Linked DNA regions of Mus musculus: all the other regions are linked to region 3. The links are chromatin loops, found by intact Hi-C in ENCODE. Cell type or tissue: heart. All regions are shown on one strand. Each heading gives the region's core, and the rest is flanking DNA. Links, peaks and the distances in the headings are about the cores only.

Region 1 (7,573 bases), core at 812-5,811, 170 kb after region 3:
GTTTTTGCTTTAGTCGGTGTTCTCTAGACAGACAGGACTGTCAGTAAGGGGAGGGAATTATCTTCTTTGGTCCTGGAGGCTGAGAAGCCCCAGGCAGGCTGTCTGACAGTTAGCAGGCTAGCGAAGCTGGAAACAGAGCCCAGTCAGTACACATCTGGAGATGTCACAGCCGTGCAGGATACTAGTGCAGCGGTCCTCAACCTGTGGGCCAGGATTCCTTTGGGGGTCGCATATCAAGTAGCCTGCATATCGGACATTTACACTGTGACTCATAATAGTGGCAAAATTACAGTTATGAATTAACAACGATAAAATTTTATGGTTGGGGGTCACAACAGCATGAGGGACTGTACTAAAGGGTGGCAGCGTTAGGAAGATGGGAACCACTGAATTAGTGTAACTCCCTAAAATCCTGGTTACCATAGCAGCCTTCCGATGCAAATGCTGGAGTCCAAATGCCGGAGAACCTGTAGTCCTGATGCCTGATGACAGGAAAAATAGGTACCCTGTCCCCAGGAGAAAAAAAGCAAAAAGCCATCACTCCTCTATCTTTGTATTGAAGTTGGACCACTAGTTGATTAGATGGTGTCTGTTCACACTGACGATAGATCTTCCTACTCCCATAGACTGCCATGCAAGGCTCCTGGGCAAGCCCAATCATTCCAATCAAATGAGAAGCCAACTGGTGGCCCTTTTGGCTGTAAATGAGTGCGTTCCGCGCCTGTGGAGATTCGAGAACAATGAATGCTTAACCTGGGTGTCTCTTAATTCAGTCCAGTTGACATCCCAAATTAACATCACACTCTGGCAGAACCACAGGCTGGGACTGCAAAAGTCTAAAGTTGATGGGACCATTTCGGAAGCTAATCCAGCTTTCCCTCCATGAGCAGCTGACTAGACAGAGGTACAACGTAAAAGGGACATAAAATATCCCTATGTGACTCAGCCAACCAGACTCCAGGGGGTTCCATGGTGGGAATCCAAGAATGGGGGAGGGGAACTAAACTGTGGAGAGAGTAAGCCCACATTTCTAATCACACAACAAAGCAGCTCTAAGAACTTCACAGGTTTTCCTTGCCTGAGTCCTCGAAAACAGACAAAAAAGACAGGCTTGTTTGTGGTTCTCGTCTTTAGATAAATAAACCGAAGCTGAGAAATGATAAACTCACTGATAATCATCAAGCAGGAATATGAACTAAGGCTTTGGCTTTTAAAACAACTCTGCAGTCTTGTGTGTGTGCCCGCAGGTGCTGGTGCACATGTGTGCAGGTATTTGTGGACACATGTGTGCATGTGTATGGAGGCTAGAGGTCAATGTCGGGTGTCTTAATCAATGGCTTTCCACAATGTTTCCTTTGTCTCTACTACAGTAATCACAGGGGAGTGGTTTTGATGCTTTAATTGAATCGGGAATCGACTACCAACGCTGAAGGTCCTTGTCCCCAGTTAGTTTTTGATCTGTCAATCAAGATGCCAGTGGCCAATGGCTGGGAAAAGGGAGACAGGGCGGGACCCTTAGAGTTGCTCAGGCTAAGACAAAGGGAGAGAGAGGAAATTGAGATTCTTGAGGGAGAGAGAGAGAACAGACTCAGAATTGCAGGGGAGATCATATAAAATGTAGGCGGAAAGGGAAAGAGGCCCACGGAACGGCAGTCCAGAAGCGTCTTGGGCATCACAGACAGTAACCAGGAAGCAAAGTTAAAGGTACATTTGGAAGGGGTTTAGCCAGGAGTACCATAGGGAAGGGCATGGGCATGCTAGCCGAGGAAGGCTTAGAAGTGCCTAGCCACTGAGCCAGTAAGACATGTTAAAGATAAAGCAGTGTGTGTGTGTGTGTGTGTGTGTGTGTGTGTGTGTGTGTGTGTCTTTCATCGGTGGATCCAAAGAGACCCTGGGCGGGTGGCTGGTAGTGCACCTCCCCCAGGAGCTAAAACTACACGCAACAGGTAACTGTTTTTTTTTCTTGTTTTATTTAATTAAAATAGTATCACATTATTTATCCCTATACCTGTCCCCCTTCCAACCCCTTCCATGACCCCCACTCCTTTTTCAAATTCATGGCCTCTTATTTTTAAATTATTATTGTTAGGCACATGTGCATATGAAAATAAGTGTATAGATGCAACCTGCTAGGTCCATTTAGTGTTGGTTATAAAGATATATATGAGATAGATAGTTAAATTATAGATAGATTATAGATAGATAGATAGATAGATAGATAGATAGATAGATAGATAGATAGGACAGATAGGTAGATGATAGATAGTTGATTGATGGATAGATAAGATAGACAAAAAGATAGATATAGATAAAAAAGAGATATATAGATTAGATATAGATATAATGTGTGTGTGTGTGTGTGTGTGTGTGTGTGCGTGTGTGTGTGTGTGTGCGCGCGCGCGCGCGCGCATTTTAAGGCTGAACATTTGAGTTTGGATAACTATTTAGGGAGTTTATTTGTGGTGAATGCTAGTTCTCTCTCTCTTAACAGTTTTTATTGCCTTTAGCTCTTCATCTTGACCAATGGTCCTCAACTTAAGGGCTTCAACTTTCCTTTGGGCTTTGAACAACCCTTGCACAGGGGTCAAATACCACATATCCTGCACATCAGATATTTACATTACAAGTCATAACAGCAGCAAAACTACCATTAGGAAGTAGCAACGAAAATGGTTTTATGGCCGGGGGTCACCTCAACATAAGGAACTGTATTAAAGGATCGCAGCGTTAAGAAGGTTCAGAAACACTGATTTGCTGGCAGGGATTCTTGCTGGTCCCCACCCACACTGGCATTGGCTTGCATACTGATGCTGCTAGGCAGATCTGCATATCTGGGATTCCACTGTACACTGGTAGGCATGGCGTTTATATATTGCTGGGGATCCAAACTCATCCCATAGTGTGTATGCAATGCAAACACATCACAAAACAATCTCCCCAGCGCCCATGTGATGCAGTCTTATTCTTAACATTCACGACACTCTCTCCTTACTAGATAGATACCTTCAGTAATATTCGAAAGAGCCCTGATGAGGCCGGGGCAATCGTGGTATTTTGTTCACTATGGTGGTTCAGAAACATCAAAACAGCCAGCACCTTCAGTTAAAATTACCAGTCAAGAGAATGGCCTAATTTTAGTTCGTCTGAACAAAGCAACAGAAAGAACTGGGGTTCCAGAAACCAGAGAGAAGACTCTCCCAGAATCCAGAGGGAGATGAACAGCACCTTGGTATCCGTGGCTTCATCACCAAGGAGAGGAGTTACTGCTGACGAACTCCTCTGGGTACACAGCTATGCAGAGACAGAAAACGGAAGCTGAACCGTTGAGGCCCTCATTAGATTGTAGGAGCCACAGAGCTCCTGACTCTAGACTTCATCTCCTATGAGGCCATAAATGTCCTCACTGTTCAACTAGCTGCAAGTTGTGAAAAACACACTAATCAATATCGGCATAGCCCCTAAGTCCTCCTCAGACCGGGGAGGGGGAATGGACCACTCCTAATAAATAACCTCCCTCCTGTGAAGGGGGCCTTAGAGTGTACCCTCTCTATGGGTGAGGGGGACAAAGGCCAGGACGCTTGAGTAACTCACATGAGGTGACGCTGATAGTACTTGATAAGGTTGGAATTTGTACCAGGGAGGGTGTGTGTTTTCCTGTACACACAGGGCAAACTTCAGCCAGTCGTGTCAGGTGCACAGATCACGGTCCAGTCTTAAGCAGAATCTAGGCAAGGGCCTTTTAAGGATAACAGATAGTAAACAGTCTGCACTCAGAAGCGAATGCCTTTCAAAACAGAGTGCCTGTCACAACAAGGAACTTGTGGCCTGCCTAGGGGAAGCCCCTTGTGTGCCTAGGCTGCCACAGCAGTCGTAAAAGGCTGTGTGATTCAGAGACTAATCCCAGGCATATTGAACTCAGGATAAGAACTCAAAACATGACTCTCAAAGTCTATCAGCTAAGGTTATGTGAGGCGACTGACAGCCCTGCCTGCCCTGCTCAGGCCTGGATCTGTTATCAGCCGGTAGCACAGAAGTTCAACTCAAACAGCTAGAAAAACAGAATGTGGTCAAATAAATAAACAGGAGGAGGGAATCTACCGCTACAGGGAACAAGATCTCTGTGATGGCAACATGACTCCCACAACATGCTTTATGTAAAAGAATCTGCTCTCTCTTATCCATGTCCTAAGAAGTTACAGAATCTCTCTTTTCCTTAAATAGGTTGCCATTCTGCTGTAAACTCTTACTGAGAATTTTGCATTTACAACAGAAAATAAATGATTGGGATATGTGAGGACATTTCCCAATCTCTACCTCTAGCAGAGCTCATACTGGTGCTGATATTGGACACTGAGCTATTCTCGATGTGACCCTCCCATGCTTTTCCCTTGGATAGGGATATAAACAATCATGTGGCCACATTCAGGCCCTTGTCTGCTTCTCTCCCCCCATCCCCCACCCCAATGGTCTTAGCTTTCATTTCTAACCCTTTTTGTGTTAGGAAAAAAGCCATTCTCGCTGCTGTGTGTAAGGGAGGTTGGCTGATGGTTATGTACTTGTTAATATGAAGGAGATTGGTCTCACCTTTGCTTCACATATGAGCAGGAGTTCAAGGTCTGCTGCTAACTAGCTGGCCGTTATTGCAGGTGAACTTTGGAACTAGTGTTTAGCACCTAGAAAAATCCGAGAATAGTGTCAGCCTCATGGTGTTAAGAGGCGCACATGAATCAGATAAGATGCGGAATGTAAACACGTATTTTTACAGTTCTAATTCTTGTTCATGCTACTGAAGTATCCCACCCAGAGTTCATTGCAAAGGAAGAGATCCTTGACACACGTCATTTCTTTGCCTCAGCTTCTTCTTGCAGGGGATGAATGAAGCTTGCTATCCAGAACCTGTCTCCTATATGAAGAATATTCTCTGATAATTATTTTTCTAATGGACATGAGCTGCATTTTTCAAAGTGTACCCCACACACACATGCACACACACACACACACACACACACACACACACACACATACACACACATGCACACATGCACAGAGAGAGAGTGAGAGGGAGGGGGAGAGGGGGAGAGGAAGGGGCAGGGAGAAGAAGAAGAAGAAGAAGAAGAAGAAGAGAAGAAGAAGAAGAAGAGGAGGAGGAGGAAGAAGAGGAGGAAGAGGAATAAGAGGAAGAAAGAGGAAGAGGAAGAAGAATTATTTCTATGTTCGGGGGAAATGAGTGAAAAATTCTTTGGCGGAATATTTTCAGAGCATCTTTCCCAGCTCTTGAAGATTCTGCTATTCATGGCAGACTGGCAGCTTCGGAAAGTCTCACTCTAAAGAATTGCTTTAAATTTAGCTTTTCAGAAACCAGTTTGACCGCAGATTCCTTTTTCTATAGATAATTGCTAGGCCAGTCCTATGCTCCATGGAATATGTGCTGGGAAATTTTAGATTAGGGCTGAAGGCTAGAAACACGAAGTAAGTGTGACAGAAAAGTACACTGAGGAGACAGGCTGTGGGGGTGACACTCTTCTGTGTAGAATCAGGAGAATAAGGGTTGAGGACTATGTCACTGAGGGTGTGACATTGAGAAGAATATGTCCCCTCTCAGCCACAATGGGGAAGTGTGAAGGAAGGAGATGGATGAAGAAGGCAGAAGAAAGCCATCTGTGATGACATCGGCACTCAGCAGACAGTGACTTGAGAGCTGAAGAGACAGATGGATGTCCCGGCGTCACGGAAGAAGGAGAACAACATGAAGAAGAGCAAAATAAAGGATACTGGGCTAGACGTGGCGAAAGAAGACACTTCTGAAGATTCCACGGGTGGGAAAGATTCCAGACTGCTCTGCCACAGAGCTGCCTGGTCTTCAAAATCCTGGTACCATCAGCAATTCACAAAAAGTGAATCTGTCAAAACATTAACTTCCTGTTTGAGAAGAGGGCTGAATGGTATGTGGATGCATTAGAAATTTCCAATTGTTACAGTAAGTCTCCTTGAAACAGTCACACAACACTCATGATGCATTTCTGAAGTAAATATGACATAGAGGTTCTTGCAAATAGTTTAGGAATGTAGGGACTGGAGAGACAGCTTGGTGTTTAAGAGCACTTGCTGCTCCATCAGAGGACTAGAGTTTGGTTTCTGGGACCCATGTCAAGTACTTCCCAAGTGCCTATAACTCTAGCTCTAGGGGATCAGATGCCCCCTGCTGGTCTCCATGGATACACAGACTCACATATACATACTTACACCCAGACACACATACACACACACACACACACACACACACACACACACACACACACACACACAGAGAGAGAGAGAGAGAGAGAGAGAGAGAGAGAGAGAGAGAGAGAGAGAGAGAGAGAGAGAGAGAGAGAGAAATAAAAATAGAATAAATCTTTTTTAAAAGCTGCTTAATGGACTCACAAAATGGTTCAGTGGGTAAAAGTGCTTGTTTCCAAGCTTGATAATCTGAGTTCTATACCTAGGACCCACACACCAGAAGAGAAAACGGTGCTTTCAAGTCGACTATGCACACATCATGGGCATACACATGCATGATAGATAGATGGTAGATAGATACATAGATTCATAGATAGATAATGCAGGGATAGATAGATACAGATTATAAATAGATATCTAGATACATTAGATAGATAGATACATTTGATAGATTTATAGGTAGACATAGATACATTAGATAGATATGATGGATAGATGATATACTAGATAGCTAGATAAATGATAGATATAGATATAGATAATAGATAAATTTATAGATAAGCATAGATAGATCAACCAATAGATAGGTAGATACATAGATACATAGATTCATAGATAGATAATGCATGATAGATAGGTACAGATGATAAACAGATACCTAGATACATTAGATAGATTTATAGATAGGTATAGATATGTAGATAGATATGATAGCTAGATGATAGATTAAATAGCTAGATAAATGATAGATATAGATAGATGAGTAGATAGATGATAGATAATAGATATATAGATGATAGATTTATAGGTAGGCATAGATACATAGATCAATCAATAGATAGATGATATATTAGATAGATAGATAAATAGATAGATGATAGATAGATACATAGATACATAGATAGATAATAGATATAGATAGATAGATAGATAGATAGATAGATAGATAGATAGATGATAGATAGATAGATGATAGATGATAGATAGATAGATAGATAGATAGATAGATAGATAGATAGATAGATAGATAGATAGAAAGAAAATAGATATAGATTGATAGATAGATGATAGATAGATGGATAGATAGAAAATAGATATAGATTGATAGATGATGATTAGATAGATAAAAAGTTAGATACACAGATAGATTAGGTATATAAATAAATTATAAATAGATATAGATAGATTACCCATCTGTATACAGACACTATTTGTGGAAATCTGCGAGGGCTGTGGCCCTGCTGGAGTGGTCAAGGAGTCCTGGCTGCTACTCTCTTCCGCAGCTGCTACTACTCTAGAGCAGTGAGACATTGCTATGTGGCTGGTGGCCTGGCAGGAGTAGGTGCTCCCTAGT
Region 2 (7,573 bases), core at 812-5,811, 120 kb after region 3:
ACTCACGTTACATCTCATTAACCCACTGCCGGGTTGCACGCTTCTAGAACATCTTAGCTTCTAGACGGCCCTCTTGCAGTGAACTCTGGAAGTCTTTGGGGGATTTTTCTGTGTTCCATGGTCCAGCTAATTTATGTTAATTATGGTACTATGAACCACTGATTTCTTCTTAAGGGTTCTATTTGTACTTCATCTCTTGTTTTCTGGTCGACTCCATGGTCTCTCCTTACAATACTCTACTCAAGACTACTAGGACTGAAGAAGAAGATGGAGGAGGAGGAGGAGGAGGAGGAGGAGGAGGAGGAGGAGGAGGAAGAAGAAGAAGAAAAGAAGGAAAAGAAGGAGGAGGAATCAATTTTTCTTAAAGACAAACAATAATTTAAAAGGAGCAGCTTAAATCCAGATTGTGATTGGGATATGATCACAAGCGTTAACAAAGTAGCTAATTTCAGGGAGGAGGGAGAGAAGGGGAGGGAGAAGGGGGAGAGAAGTGGGAGGGAGAGAGAAGGGAGGGAGAGAGGGGGGAGGGAGGGAGAGGAAGAGAGGGGAGGAAGAGAGGAGAGAGGGAGAGGAGGGAGGGAGAGAAGGGTAGAGGGAGAGGGGGCAGGAAAGAGGGTGCTCCCTTCTCTCTCAGGGCCATCTCTCTCCAGTCACTTGCTCCCAATGCTAATTCAGTCCCATAGGTAATAATTTTAAACAAGTTTTACCCATCAGTGTTTAGCACGGAGCTGGGTTTACATTCCATCTCTCATCTCTCTCCTGACTGACAACCACTCTTCTGTAAGTCCTCTGCACACACAGCACACCCCAGCAGAGGTGCCTTAGTCCAACCACCCTGTGGGTGACGAACTAAAGGATCCTGCGGGTGAAGTATAGTGAACAACTCACCACACTCTGTTTTTATGTCAGGGAAGTTCAAAGTGCAGTGGCATCAGAGAAGCTACACGGTTAAAATCACGGGCCATGAACACTTGTAAATGGAAAGCTGAGTTTAGGTAGTCCCAGTAACATAGATAGCTTTTTTCTTCCTCTCTTTTTCCCAAGGACTCACTACGGACAGGATTCCATGGGACCTGGACTCCTTGGGATCTCAGGTTCTTCTCTCTGTGTCTTTCTCTGTCTCTCACTGTCTCTCTCTGACTTTATTTCTCTGTCTCTCTGTCTCTCTGTCTGTCTCTGTCTCTTTGTCTCTCTGTCTCTCTCTGTCTCTGTCTCTCTCCGTCTCCTTCTCTTTCTGTCTGTCTCTCTCTTTCCTCTTTCCCTTCAATTTTTTCTTTTGTAGTACCCATGTCTAACAAGCCCCACCCTTGTCTTTTATGGCCCAGGTACTTTGTATAAGCCTTCTGATAAAAAGCTACTTCTTTTCTAGAAATATCCTCTTCCGAGAAAATGAGAGCTCACCCCACACACTGTATCACCTACTAACTTCTTTCGTACCATACCTCTTATTTATTATCCTTGTTCGTTTTTTTTTTTTAATTCTCCATTAGACAATGGAGTCCAGAGTCATCCAAGTCTACCTACCACCATGTGTGTGAGGGCAGAGAGCTAGGTAAGTATTTGAAATGGGGCATCGATGGAATGGTCGACCCAAGCACATAGGATTGAGCATAACTTATTTTCATGATATCAAAATCAAAGACAGTGAAGTCTGGACACAGAACTATTTAGTCTGGTTCAATTGTACGAAACATGGGGCTTTATCTTCCTTCTGAGGGAAGATTGGAAATAAATAAGAGATGCAGCCCTGGCAGAGGTGGCCTGGCCAGCGATTACTGCCTCCTCTCCCCCCCCCCCCCCCCCCAGCCCCGACCCGATGCATTCAGCACCCTGTGACTTAATGTGTAGCCAGGCTTTCTAGAGGCATAAATTTCCATTGTTGCTATGCCCGTCTCTACAGATGGGAAATAAACAGCCTGTTTCCAACCCACATAAAACACAGATGCCTCCCAAACCACAGGTTTGCCCTGGACACTTGCGACAGTCACGCCAGCTGTCTGTGTTGTTCCTTTCCACAGATCTACCCACAGACGAGGTGACTTTATTATTGCGGGGAGGGGGGAGGAGGGAGGGGGAGGGCGAGAGCGAGGGGGAGGGCAAGAGAGAGGGAGGAGTCTGAGACAGCAAAGTAGAAAGTAAACACCGGGCGCATGCCCAATTTCATCCTGGAAACTGTGAACCTCTAAGAGTCAGTGAGCAGGGGAAGTCACGGAGACCCCGTCTCCGTCCTAACAGCTTCTGCTGTCATCCATGAGGAACCCGCGGCGCCACCTCGAATCCGCCACAGCTGCACGGAACACCTGTAAGACCAATTTCTGTAAAGTGTGTCATTTCAAGAGAGTTCAGGAGACACAGAAAGCAAAGGTAGAAGAAGCCTCCCAAGGTTTTCTAAAAATAAGAACAAAGCTTGACTTTCAGACAGCAAAGGCTCTACTGGCACTAACCTCCACAAGTCTATATTTGGAATGGCAGGACCAGGGGAAACAGCCACCAGGAAGCTAGGAGAGGTGGCTGCATATGTCTAGATAATTACGTGATTGACGGGCCACACTGTGTGAGGCCAGCCCGAGGATCTTTTTTCATCCATTTTTCTTGCTTTGTTTTTCTCACAAACTTATCCCTGCCTTCTGCTTTAAGCAATGCCTGTTCTCCGGGATCCTGAGGATGGTAACAGAGGAATGCCAATCATTTGCATCAGGGCTACTGCTGTTTGAGCATGGCCCTCCAAAGTTCCAGTTTAAGTGTTTGTGGGAAAATAAGATGGTCTTGAGAAGTGGTGAGTTCTCAAGATGTTTGGGTAACAGAGGTTCTTCCTGTGGGTGGAGAGGAGACCCTTAGAAAGCTACCTCAGTTCTGGTACCTTCCACTCAAGGGGACTCCCTGCTCCTCGATCAAGAGAGCAAGCAACAAGGGCCCTTCCTGCTCAGCGTTGCATGGCTGTACCATGATACCTAAGATAACCAGCCTAAAGGAATTAACCTTTATCTTGGAACATGGCTATAGACACTTTGGTCCTTGTGTTTGGTCCCCTTGCGTGGGCCTGTGGTGAGGTGGCTGATCAGCATAGCAGAGAGCCCATGACAGATCAAAACAGCTCATATCATAACAGCCAGAGAGGAAAAGAGGCTAGACACCAATAACCCCAGAACTGCACACTCCTGGTGGCCCAACATCCTTCTACCTAGCTCTACCACCTTGAGGTTCCACTGCCCCCCCCACAGTAATGCCAATCCTCCAAGAGAGTTTTAGGTGATGTTTGAGAGCTGAAGAAGCACTGTTTTTGAAAGCAGAAAGACAACAATTATCAGGAAGTTATACCTGTTGGTTTCCTGGTCTTGTACTTTCCAGTCACTGTGGAAAAATTCCATCTCTTTTGTTTGTTTGTTTTATAAATGACCATGAAGTGAGTCTCTTTGGAGACTCAGGTATGTCAGGTGATGTCTTGCAGAAGCAGACACGTGAGAGATGCATGATGTTTACAAAGAATATAAATATAACCCCACAGACAGAGTGAGGAGGCTCTTGGGTTGGTTCTCCGCCTTGCACAGGTCACTGATCTTCACTTGTGACTTCATAGAGAGGAACTCGCCAAAGAATTTCTTGATATTCTGGCTGCTTCTTGCCATCTCTGCAGACTCGTGCCCATTCGATGGAAACCACTTCGGTGGTTTCTTCTGGATCGAGGTGCAGTTACTGATTTGAGTTTGGTGTTTGCCGATTAGACTGCAATTAGGCTGCTACTGATTGGTGTTTGGTATTTTGGACTGAACTGCTGATATGCTGACAAGAAAGACTGGGATCTCCCCCAAAGGACTACTTCTACACAGGTCTAAAGACCCCATTTCCTATTAACTTTCCTTTTTTCCCTGTCTCTGGCAGGCGGTCTAGAAGAGAGGTTAAAGCATTAAAGAACCCCAATTAAAGTAGGTTTTGAAAAAATCCAAGCCTACATGACCCAGATTTGGAAGCCCAATTCTGTAACTGTAGCCAAATTAGTTACCCTTTGATCCAATCAAAACTGTTGCCTTAGTTATAAATATAGTCCGTGGACATCCACACATACATAAATACTGAAGCATCTCTTCCAAACAACTCAGTGACTCTCTTCAATAAGCAGCTGAGGGAGAAGTGAGAGTTACAGAATTTTTTCACTAATAAGGTTTATTTGAAGTATTAAAAAATGAATCTAGAAGATTTAGACAATAATGTTATTTCCCTGGGATGTATGGTCGAGGAAGTGATTGTGTACTAGAGAAACAGATTGGAGTTCCCCTTTCTGTCCTTTGTTCCCGAAGGCTAACGCCATGATTTATCACTTGGCTCTTCTGCCTGTGGCTTCTAGCTTCATTTAGTCAGTAGAAGGAACCATGAGGCAATTAGAAGGTAGGAGAGGAAAGCCACCCGGGCATGTCTTCCTGCCGGACAGTTGTCCTGGCAGTGGTTCCAATGACTTTGATCTTTTCCCACCCCCAGCTCCTTTCCCACCCTCTTCTCTGACCTGGGCTTGGGAAAGGAACTTCACAGTTGGCCACCAGCGGCTGGCCCACTGTACCTTGTTGATACCCGTCCATCTCCTCCCACCTAGGCAACAGTTGCTTCGGGAAGTTATTTCAGTGAAACCTTCTGCAGTGTGCGTTTTGATTGATCCGGCATGCTGAAGAGTTTTATTTCTGTCCCAAGTATATCAGGAAACCACTGAAATATTTTAAACTCAAATTTCAAAGTTCTAACTCTGGCTATGGTCTAGGAAATGGCCTACTAAAGAGAGAGAGAGAGAGAGACAGTAGATGTTGATAGATCATTGTGGGTTTTTAAATAGTGGCTCAGGAGAGACGCCATTGATGGTTTGACTAGGTACAGGTGATGATGGAGATACAGGTGATGATGGAGGATCCAAGACCTGTCTGCCTGTAAAATCATTATAACCTGGTGATGAATCCAACTCAGAAGAGGAGAAAAATGAGAGACTTTCAGTCATGTGTTGTGATGAATACAGCACTGGGGAACCTCTTCTCTAAGCTCTCATCTCATGGTTTTGATTTATGACCTGCGGATGGTGAGATGTCTTTAACATACCTAAGTAGGCAAATAAATCCCCAAGCCTAAATAACTGAGAGGAGAAGTCTAGACAGAGGTTATAAATCTGCGAGCTGCCTGCACCTACACGGGGTGCTAATTAACCCTGTGAGTTATGATACCTTGGGATAAGAAATGTTTTCAGTGTTCCAGATAGAAATATGGGGACTCTTTAGGGATCCCCAAAATGAAGGAAAATGAACACATACAGGAGTAAGATGCCATTTTTGTACTCTAATGCCCGTATCCCATATTAACATCTTAATATGAACATTGAAAATACAAAATAATGAAAGGGTTATGTTGGACCAGGTATCTATCATCTTCATTAGCCAAGCTGGATAAGAAATGTTTCATACCTCATGGAGAATGCATGCTAAGTAAACAACATAATATATGAGAGTCTCAGAAAAAAAAACAAACAAACAACTTTTTGTTTTTCATCCTGAAGTGTAAGGGCTTCATACTGTACCAAGTTAAGTGGTGTTGCCATAGAAACCACAGAGGGTTACCCACATCTTTTTGTGCTAGTCTATGCCCTAGCAATATGGCCTATATTCTTATCCATCTTGTCCACATGCAATCCAAAACCATCTCCTTCATGCAGTCTTTCTTCAGCAACTGTAGTGAATTTTCCCCCTGGATCCTTAGTCCTGTGTCCTCTAAGAATATTTATCAGATGTGGCCACAGCGTTGCCTTTTAATCTTTACCCACCTTACAATTAATTCTGAACACACTGAACAAAAATACCCTCTTTTGTAAACATAACCAAACCAATTACCTTTTGGCACAATTCAAACCATTGTTTTAGGCACAAATGTCTTACAGAGACACCCATAAACATACAAGTAACTGAACATCTAAAACAAAGCTTGTGTTTGCCATTTGCAACCCACTATGAGACTATTTCGAACTCCTTCATTTGTTAGGATGCTAGGAGTGGGACACAGCTTGATTTCTTAATCTATTCTTGGGTCACAGTCACGTTCTCCCGGCCTCTGTTCCTCCTCTAACTTTAAAGTTAACCACCTCGCTGCCAGTGTTCCGTTAGACACTCACGATGGCCTGGATATTGTTGTTGAGTTTCGTTTATCTCCAGTCTGAAGACACCAGATGGAAGGAGGAGGGAGAATGGCTGGTGAATATCCATGGCTAGGCAAGTTAGTATGCCATGATGGGTGTATGTCAGATGTGTGTACTCTTGATATGATCTCATGGTGGCCCGTGGCGGTTGTTACTTCACTGGCATCGAGGAGGCTGGTGCCTTTACTCAGTTGTGTCTGATAGTCACTTTGAGGAAGACGCTTGGGCTCGGCTTCCTTGCAGAGAGGGGACCCGTGTTTCTGTTGAATAAGCACAATACTCTTAGCTTAAGCACACAGCATCATGAAGATGGCCATTTCCTTTTCTTTCTTTTTATTCGTTTACATTTCAAATGATATTCCTCTTCCTGGCTACCCCTCCACAACCCCCTATCCCATCCCATCTGATACCCCATCCCCTTTGTCTCTATGCGGGTGCACCCTCTCACCCACTAGTGGTGACTCTAGCATCCCCCTACACTGGGGCATCAAACCTCCACAGGACCAAGGGCCTGCCCTCCCACTGATGTCAGATAAAGCCATCCTCTGCTACATAGGCAGCTGGAGTCATGGATCCCTCCATGTGTACTCTGGTTAGTGGTTTAGTCCCCGGGAGCTCTGGGTGGTTCGGTTAGTGGATATTGTTCTTCTTATGAGGTTTCAATTCCTTTCAGCTCCTTCAGTCCTTCCCCGAGCAATTCCACTGGGGTCCTGGGCTCAGTCAGATGGTTGGCTGTGAGTATCTGCATCTGTATTGGGATGACCATTTTCAGGCTGGCTGCTGAGAACTTCACACTACAGGAATGTGCATCTTCTTTACTTCCAGATCCGAGTTTTATTCCGGCCCTCCCTTTCCTTCTCCCCTCTCCATGCACTGTTTTCTACCCCTTGCAGCTTCGGTAGCTGCCTCCCATCTACTTTTCTGAACTATTTACTGCAGGAGTCAGGGGAACAAAGCATAAACACACAGACAGGATGCACCGCACTAAGGGGCTATGGTATGACGTCAGTCATCAGACTGCCTGCATCCTATTCTCAGCTCTCGTTCATGGGAGCGTGACTATCAGACAAAGGGTGTGAAGCACCACCATCCTTCACATAGAGTGAGTGTTTAATCACCAGTGTTAGCTTTTGTTGTATAACTCGGGGTTCCACTTGTTTGTTTCTGCTTATATGCACATACTCACGTGGTATGTAGGCATGCAGTCCAAAGAAACATTAAAAGCTCGTTATTTACCCAAAGATTGTGATGTCATAGCTCCATGACAGCCTGGTGCCTTGGGTGGAGTCACATCTAGCTTTTTCTAGGTGTGTAGCTATAATTGCTTGGCCATTGATGCAACATCACTGACAGCAGATTTCAAGAGTTTATGTTAGAGTTCTTGAACCAGAAATCCAGGAACCAGGTACCGGC
Region 3 (7,573 bases), core at 1,654-6,653:
TGCTAGGTCGTTTGCTGTGAACTTTTTTATGCTGATGGAGTGGGAGTTTAAACTGGTACAGATACTTTGGAAACAAGTATATAAGGTTCTCAAATGGTTAAAAATATGAGCCAACCACTCCAGTATGCCTATGCCCAAAGGATTCTATATCCAATCATAGACAGAGTAGCACATCCATGTTCATTGCTGTTCCTTGACAATAACAAGGCAATGAAATCAGCCTGGATGTCCATCAATAGACAAACATGTGATAACGAACATGTGATAATGAACATGTGATAATGAACATGTGATCCACATGCACTGGAATTTTATTCACCTGAAAATAAAACTGAAATTGTGAAATTAGAAGGAAAGTGAATAGAACTGGAAAATGTTTTGCTAAGTCGGGTAACTCAGACTTGGAAGATGAGTGTCGTAGAATAGGAGAATCAGCTAAACATCTGACTGGGTTTGCTTCTCTGACGCATACAGAACTAAAGAACGACCACCCCACAGAACCAAACTAATGCAAAGACTAAGGGAAAATTAAACAGACCAATGGGTGAATTACAGATAGCCAATAAATGCATTTAAAAAGTCTAGCATACTTAGTCTTCAGAGGAATGCAAATCACAAGCACAGGGAAATAGGGCCATTTGGGGAGAGTAAGAGGATCAGTGAGGCAGAGGTGAAACAGGAGAAAGCGATGCCTAAAACCCATGTCTATACAAGAAATGCATAACAATAAAAATTTTAAAAGACAGAGACTAGTTGGAGTTTTGGAGCAAGCGTCAACAATACTGCACCCATTTTTCCTGTGAACATTCTAGTTTCTTTACATCATCAAACGTCTACATCATCCATCAACCCCCGAGCACCCTAACCCATCCAGTCTGAAGGTCTTTTACAACATATTTAGACACCAATTTTAACAAATCTTATTGTTATTGTTAACCTTGATGCTGAAAAATACTTCAATGAATACTCTTCATTCATCAAAGTATGTTTTCATTCAAAATAACTCTATGGTGAAAGATAATAAAAACTCCACTCTGAAAACAGAAAACTGTATTCTCTCTCTCTGGTGAAGAGATTCAAGGGTTGATATGGAACATCTATATAGTTGAAGGTGTGTTTTTTGCTTTAGGATTTGATCACACTTGTAAGACCACAAAGATGTTTAATAAATAATTTGCCCGTTTTTTAATTGGGATATGCACTAATTGAAAGCAGGGCTTTTAAACATCAACCCAAAGCTAATTGTCATTGTTTAATTTATAATATGTCTGAAGCATAGATAGTATACTCACATAGAAGAAAGCAATCAATGGCAGTTTTTCTACAATATTCGAAAAAATAAACAAGGCAAATTGACTTCAAGTTAAAATTTCATCTACTTCATGGTTTGAATATGCTTGGCCCAAGGAGTAGCACTATTAAGAGGTGTGGCCTTTTTGGAGAAAGTGTCACTGTGGGTGTGGGATTTAAGACCCTCTCTAGTCCTAGCTGCCTGGTAGCCAGTATTCTGCTGGCAGCCTTCAGATAAGATGTAGAACTCTCAGCTTCTCCTGAACCATGCCTGCCTGGATGCTGCCATGTTCCCACTTTGATGATAATGGACTGAACCTCTGAACCTGCAAGCCAGCCCCAATGAAATGTTGTCCTTATAAGAGTTGCCTTGGTCATGGTGTCTGTTCACAGCAGTAAAACCCTAAGACAACTTAATGTCAAATTACCTGATTATGTTCAGTGAGCAAAAAAATTTAAAAGACAAATTTGTGGTCTGCTAATAATTTACAGATATTTGTAATGTTAAAACATATGACATCAAGTATAATACATTAAAGAAATATATGTGTGAAGCTTTTTATTATATTTAAATTAATTATTTTGTTAATTTACATCCCAAATGTTGCCCCCCTCTCGTCCCCCTCCCAGAGTTCTTCACCTTATCCCACCCCCTTCACTTCTGAGAAGGTGCTCCCCTCCCTCCCAGGCATCCCCCTTCCCTGGGGCATCAAGTCTCTACAGGATTAGGCTCACCCTCTCCCACTGAGGCCAGACAAGGCAGGACTTTGCTACATCTATAGTTTGGCAGCAGCACTATGTGGTGCTGCTAGAACAAGAACCTTTGTATAGGTTTAAGGATCCACAATAGTTCTCCCAAGCATCACCTACTTTGTGCTCCTCAGAATCCCGAGTCTCCTCTGGCATGCCATTCACTAGAAAACATTATAAGAATTTCATTCCGTGCTTGTTTTTTTCTTCTTCTTGAGATGGTGAGCAGGTAGAGGGGAGGACCTGCATCCTACTAATTGCTTCTTCCCTGAAACACGCATTAGCATGGTGCTTACTAAACTCTCAGCTGATAGCGAAATCGACGGGACTGGTAGTCAAAGACTATATGTATATGTACATGTATATGTAGTTGTATATGTATAGGATGTATATATGTGTGTATATATGTGTATACATGCATGTTTATGTATATGTATATGTGTGTATATGTATATGTATGTATATACGTATATATGTGTATATGTATATATATGTTTATATGTGTATACATGTATGTTTATATATGTATATATGTGTGTATATGGGTATATGTATGTGTATATGCGCATATGCATATATGTGTGTACATGTATATGTGTATATGTGTGTATGTGTGTGTATGTATATGTACGTGTATGTGTATATGTGTGTTTGTGTGTATATGTGTATGTGTATATATATATATATGTGTGTGTGTGTATGTGTGTGTGTGTGTGTGTGTGTGTGTGTGTGTGTGTGTGTGTGTGTATATATATATATATATATATATGCTGGCAGTTCAGACATAGGAAAGAACACTTGCAAGGGAGCTGGCTAGACTCAGGGATGAAAGGGTTCTCTTAAAGTTCTCGTATTTGGACCTAAGAATCCCAACCACTGTGTCACACCACTACCTATGGAATCTACCTCCAAGGAGCAAGTAGCTTTTTTTGTTTTGAATGACCGCCCAGCAGAGCTTGGGTCTTAAAGGGGCTCAGCCCATATGTGGTGAACGCCATGTCTTGGTGAATGTGCTGGATTATACAATGTTGGCAAACCAACTCCTGTTGAGGATTAGGGCTCTCTTGTCTGTAGCTCCCAACATCTGTTTTGGCTTTTATGTAGAATCCTGCTTCTCCGTATTGTTTTTATTTTGTGTTTTCCCCAGACTCATGGGTGGTGTTTGTCTAAGATGGCTTCCGACTCTAAGGTGTGAAAGGTCCCCCAGCATCTCCTAGTGAGTTTGCTGTTTTGTTTTACATAGTTAATTAATTAATTAATAACATGGCTTAACTGCCACTTTCCTTTATGGTTTTGCTTCTTTGGTTGGTTAGGTGGATTGTTAAGACCATCATGCTGGGAGAGCAAGTCCTCGGCCTCTTTTTCAGAACACTCTAACTTGTAGATTAATGCTCCCATCTCAGTTGATGTCTTTAGCAGGAAAAACAAGTAGACATCATAAAGCAAATAGGTGAGTGTTGGAGGGATCAGAAATTGAGAAACTAGAAAGATTCTTCACACTAGATGACAGCCGCACGGTCTCTTTAAACAAAATCTAAACTTAGCTACGTCTTGGCTTTCAGTTACCTTAAACATGCTCACTCTAATCTTTCAAATCTAGCCAGGTGTGATGGTGCACACCTTTAATCCGGGCACTTGGGAGGCAGAGGCTTGTGGATCTCTGAGTTAGAAGCCAGCCTGGTCTATAGTTTGCGTTCCAAGACACAGAGAAACCCTGTCTCTGAAATGAAACAAAACAAACAAACAAAAACAAAACAAAACAAAATATAAGTGGAAAAGATAGAATTTAAGTATCAATCGAGCAGTTTACCTTTCAGTCTGTTTCTTGGTATGGATATGCCTGATAAATAATTTTTAAAGCCCCATTGTTGACTTTGTCTTCTAAGTGGATCTAACCCGCAGACGATCAATTCTCTTGTCCTTTCTTTTTCTCCTTTGGCCTCATTTCTCTATAAAGTTGTATTTTTAAAGCCAAAAGGCCGGTGTGGATTAACTTGAGCATCATTAGGATGAGATGGGTGAAAAGAGAGAAACTGAAATGCCAACGCTACCTTGGACCAACGTGGGATGGCTAGACACACAAGGGCCACCTTTGCAATAGCCCTCAGTTCCGATCTTCGCCACTAGGTGTCGGTAAGTAATCTAATTGGATGTCTAATTTAGGACTTCAGCAAATAAGTAGCATTGCGCTGAGTGAAGCAGAAATAAAAATTAAGGTCATATGGTCTAAATAAAACCCCGAAGATTATCTCTAACGGTTATTTGAAAACAGCGGGATGGGTCCTTGGACTATGAATTGGAAAGTTTATAAATTAACAAGAACACACAAAGAGGTTCGGCCCTTACTAGGGAAAATGAATAAATCTTATTTTATGGATGCTTCCATCCCTCTGTTCTATTAAGCGGGGCACCCTGCTGCCTGTATTTCCATGAGCGGAACGAGATTTTATATGGTCTAAGAGTATTGACTGGACTCTTGGCTTCTGCTGAGACTGGCTCCTCTGCTCAGTCCTTCATTGGCACATATGTTTTCTTGTTGAGCTGTTTCAGAGCACACGCTGAGGTATCCTGAACTATCTGAAAACCCAGCTCAGTAGACCGAACCCCTGCCTACAGAGTCATTGTTGGGTGAACTCCTTGCTTATTCTTCAAAATATTTCTGGTCTCTTAAGCCTGACCACAGGCAGTTCTCTCTCTCTCTCTCTCTCTCTCTCTCTCTCTCTTTCCAATACATAGCTATGTGGCCTTTCCCAGCTTTTACAACAAATGACTTTCAGTGCCTCTGACTTCTCTAGACTGTGACTTCATGAAGGACAGAGACCACTGTAGAAGCCCTTGCTCAGTTGGGTTGCTGCTGGCACACTGATTATTGTTCTTATATTCCTGAAGGCTCTGGCCAGTCAGGGCACCGTTGCTGGCCTCCTGCCTCCCATGGCTTCATGTTATGTCAGCAGGAAGCAAAGTATTTGTGTCTCATAGTAGTAGGTACTTAGGAAGGATAATTAAGTATTCACCAAACTGATGTGTAGTTTTGTCTCGTGTGTTGGTGTATTTGAATGGTGTCTTCAGATGTTTGTAAAGAGAGCTGTTTATTATACATCCATTGCCAATCTATTTACAAGCAGTTACACAGCAGAGGCGTGGGGATTGTATTTATGAAAGATGCTAAATCAACACTTGGGAGTCTATTTCGAAGCAAATTGCAGCATTTTCCCAACCCTGAGAGAAATAACTTGAGATTAGAAAACATCTTTTTTTCCCAAAGAGTTTAATACACTTGCAAATACACACCAGTCTTTCAAACTGTTAACAGTAATTACATTTACATTTCATCGGCGTCCTTAATTTTTAAAAATGAGTATAAATTAGAAATTTACAAACTAGTGAAAATTAAGATACATTTATATAGTGCTTATTGCAAAGCTGTTACTGTGTTGCTAGAGGAGGGAGGAGGTGTTCATAGGACAGGCTCCATCCCTCAAGAAATGGACAATTAATTAGAAGGGCTTCAAATCTCGAGTTCTTTTGTTAAAAGCTAGGAACCAAAGAAAACTTGGTCGCCATGAGAGAGCAAGGATTTGGTTTCCAGGCAGGGTTTTACAGGATTGTGGCACTTCAAACCTAGACTCTAACATCTGCAGAGTTAGGTTTTCAAGTTTCTACTTCATGACTTAGCCAAATGGGATCCTGAAGGGACACAAGGTGTGTCTACATCTCTATGTTTAAAGGGAAGGTTTGTAGGCTGGCCAAGGGACTCACTGGGTAAAATCGTTTGCTGCATAAGCCTGACGGCCTGAGCTCGATCCCTGAGACCCATGGTGAAACGAGAGGTCAGACTTCTGAGAGCTGACCCCCCATACACACTTATACACACGCCCATACATGTGCCCATACATGCACCCATAATGCACTCCTACATATATTCATATACACACTCATACATGCACTCATGCACACACTCATACACATCTCCATACATGCACACAAACCATACACCCATACACACACCCCTAAACACTCATACACATACACCCATACACATTCATACCCATGCCTATACACACACTCATGCACACATATACACATACTCACACACACACTCATACATACACCATACAAACACCCAAACACACACCCATGCACACACTCCTAAACACTCATACACATCTCCATACATGCACTCATGCACACAACCCTATACACTCATACACACACCCCTAAACACTCATACACGTACACCCATACACATTCATACCCATGCCCATACACACACTCATACACACATATACACATACTCACACACACACTCATACATACACCATACAAACACCCAAACACACACCCATGCACACACTCATACATACCCACACACACACCATACAAACACCCATATACACTCATACACATACATACACAAATGCATATACACTCATACATACACATATACTCATACACACACCCATACACACACTCATACATCCACTCATACACACTCATACACACACACTCATATGTGCTCTTATACACACACTCATACACACACCAATACACAGGCCCCCACACACATATGCATACTCATATATGCATTCATACACACACCCATATACACTCATACACACACTCATGAATGTACTCACACACACACTCATAACACACACCCATACACAGGCCCATACATGCACTCATATATGCACAAGTAAGATTTGTAAAACTGATTCGCTGTTCAGGCATATCTTCTAGTTCTTTTACTTTTCTTTCTGATATTACAATATAATTATATCATTTCCCCCATCCCCTTTCTCCCCCAAACCTCTTCATATAGCCCTCCTTGCTCTCTTTCAAATTCATGGCCCCCATTTAAGATTAATTGTTATTACACAAACAATGTATATATACATACATCTATACTTCCAAATATAGCATGTCTCGTCTATGTTTGGATAGTTTCAGAGCTGAAGATTTGGTGTTAGATAACCGGTTGGTGTCCCCTCCCTTTTAATCTAATGGATAAAGTTATTAGAACAAATCAAAATGACTATCTTCGGGTGCCTCTAACCCAGTCAGTAGCAAAGTTTGGCCTACGTCAAAATTATCTGTAAGAATGATAAAACACAGATTCTTCTTAAAACCTACGAGATTACAACTACCTGGAAGGAGAAGGCTTTGTGCTTTTATTGAGGTTTCCACGTGACCCCGGTTCAAGGACAATTAATTATATGAGCAATTTGAAAGGTCTGAGAAAAAAGTTGACCATAGTTAATCTATAAAGCATGCTATAGTTACTAATGCTTTTTTTCTGATCTGCTAACAAATATTCCATTTTAGGAGACGTGAGGAGATGAACATTACCCGGCACTGCTGTGTTGACAATGCTCATAGGTTACAACAGAAAACAACACTCACAACTGAAGTTCTGTTCCGCGAACCCTCACCAGGCCACACCTCTAAGACTGGAGACAGCAACGTACTTCCCCGTCCAGGCTGCTAGCTCGCTGCTTGCTCTTTTGAGGACACCTAGCTTATCTTAGTCCCA

The links. A loop is a pair of places that touch in the nucleus more often than their neighbours do. Peaks named below come from ENCODE experiments on the same cell type or tissue, not always from the same donor. Only the 100,000 strongest peaks of a DNase experiment are listed, where the experiment ranks them.
Region 1: it touches region 3 in a loop (2.7-fold over the local background); 2 of 42 quality-filtered maps call a loop at or near these places.
Region 2: it touches region 3 in a loop (1.9-fold over the local background); 2 of 42 quality-filtered maps call a loop at or near these places.

Annotation. Positions count from the first base shown.
Region 1 is chr10:118,762,386-118,769,958 of GRCm38, forward strand. All of the region lies in intron 1 of Gm33439 (a long non-coding RNA gene), which reads left to right. Among named protein-coding and RNA genes, the nearest start is that of Gm33439, 19 kb to the left of the region's middle. In heart, for the core only: no CTCF peak of the experiment used is centred there; a DNase peak (open chromatin) is centred at 3,796; H3K27ac peaks cover 1,795 bases.
Region 2 is chr10:118,712,283-118,719,855 of GRCm38, forward strand. Gm33337 (predicted gene, 33337) reads right to left here and starts at 3,444. Exons shown (of 2, transcript NR_155867.1): 1 at 3,319-3,444; 2 at 2,199-2,300. It overlaps LOC115485728 (a long non-coding RNA gene), which reads right to left. Exons shown (of 4, transcript XR_003948963.1): 4 at 4,144-6,420. In heart, for the core only: no CTCF peak of the experiment used is centred there; no DNase peak of the experiment used is centred there; H3K27ac peaks cover 1,303 bases.
Region 3 is chr10:118,588,663-118,596,235 of GRCm38, forward strand. No RefSeq gene overlaps it. Among named protein-coding and RNA genes, the nearest start is that of Ifngas1, 36 kb to the left of the region's middle. In heart, for the core only: a CTCF peak has its summit at 4,161 (motif pointing right); a DNase peak (open chromatin) is centred at 4,159.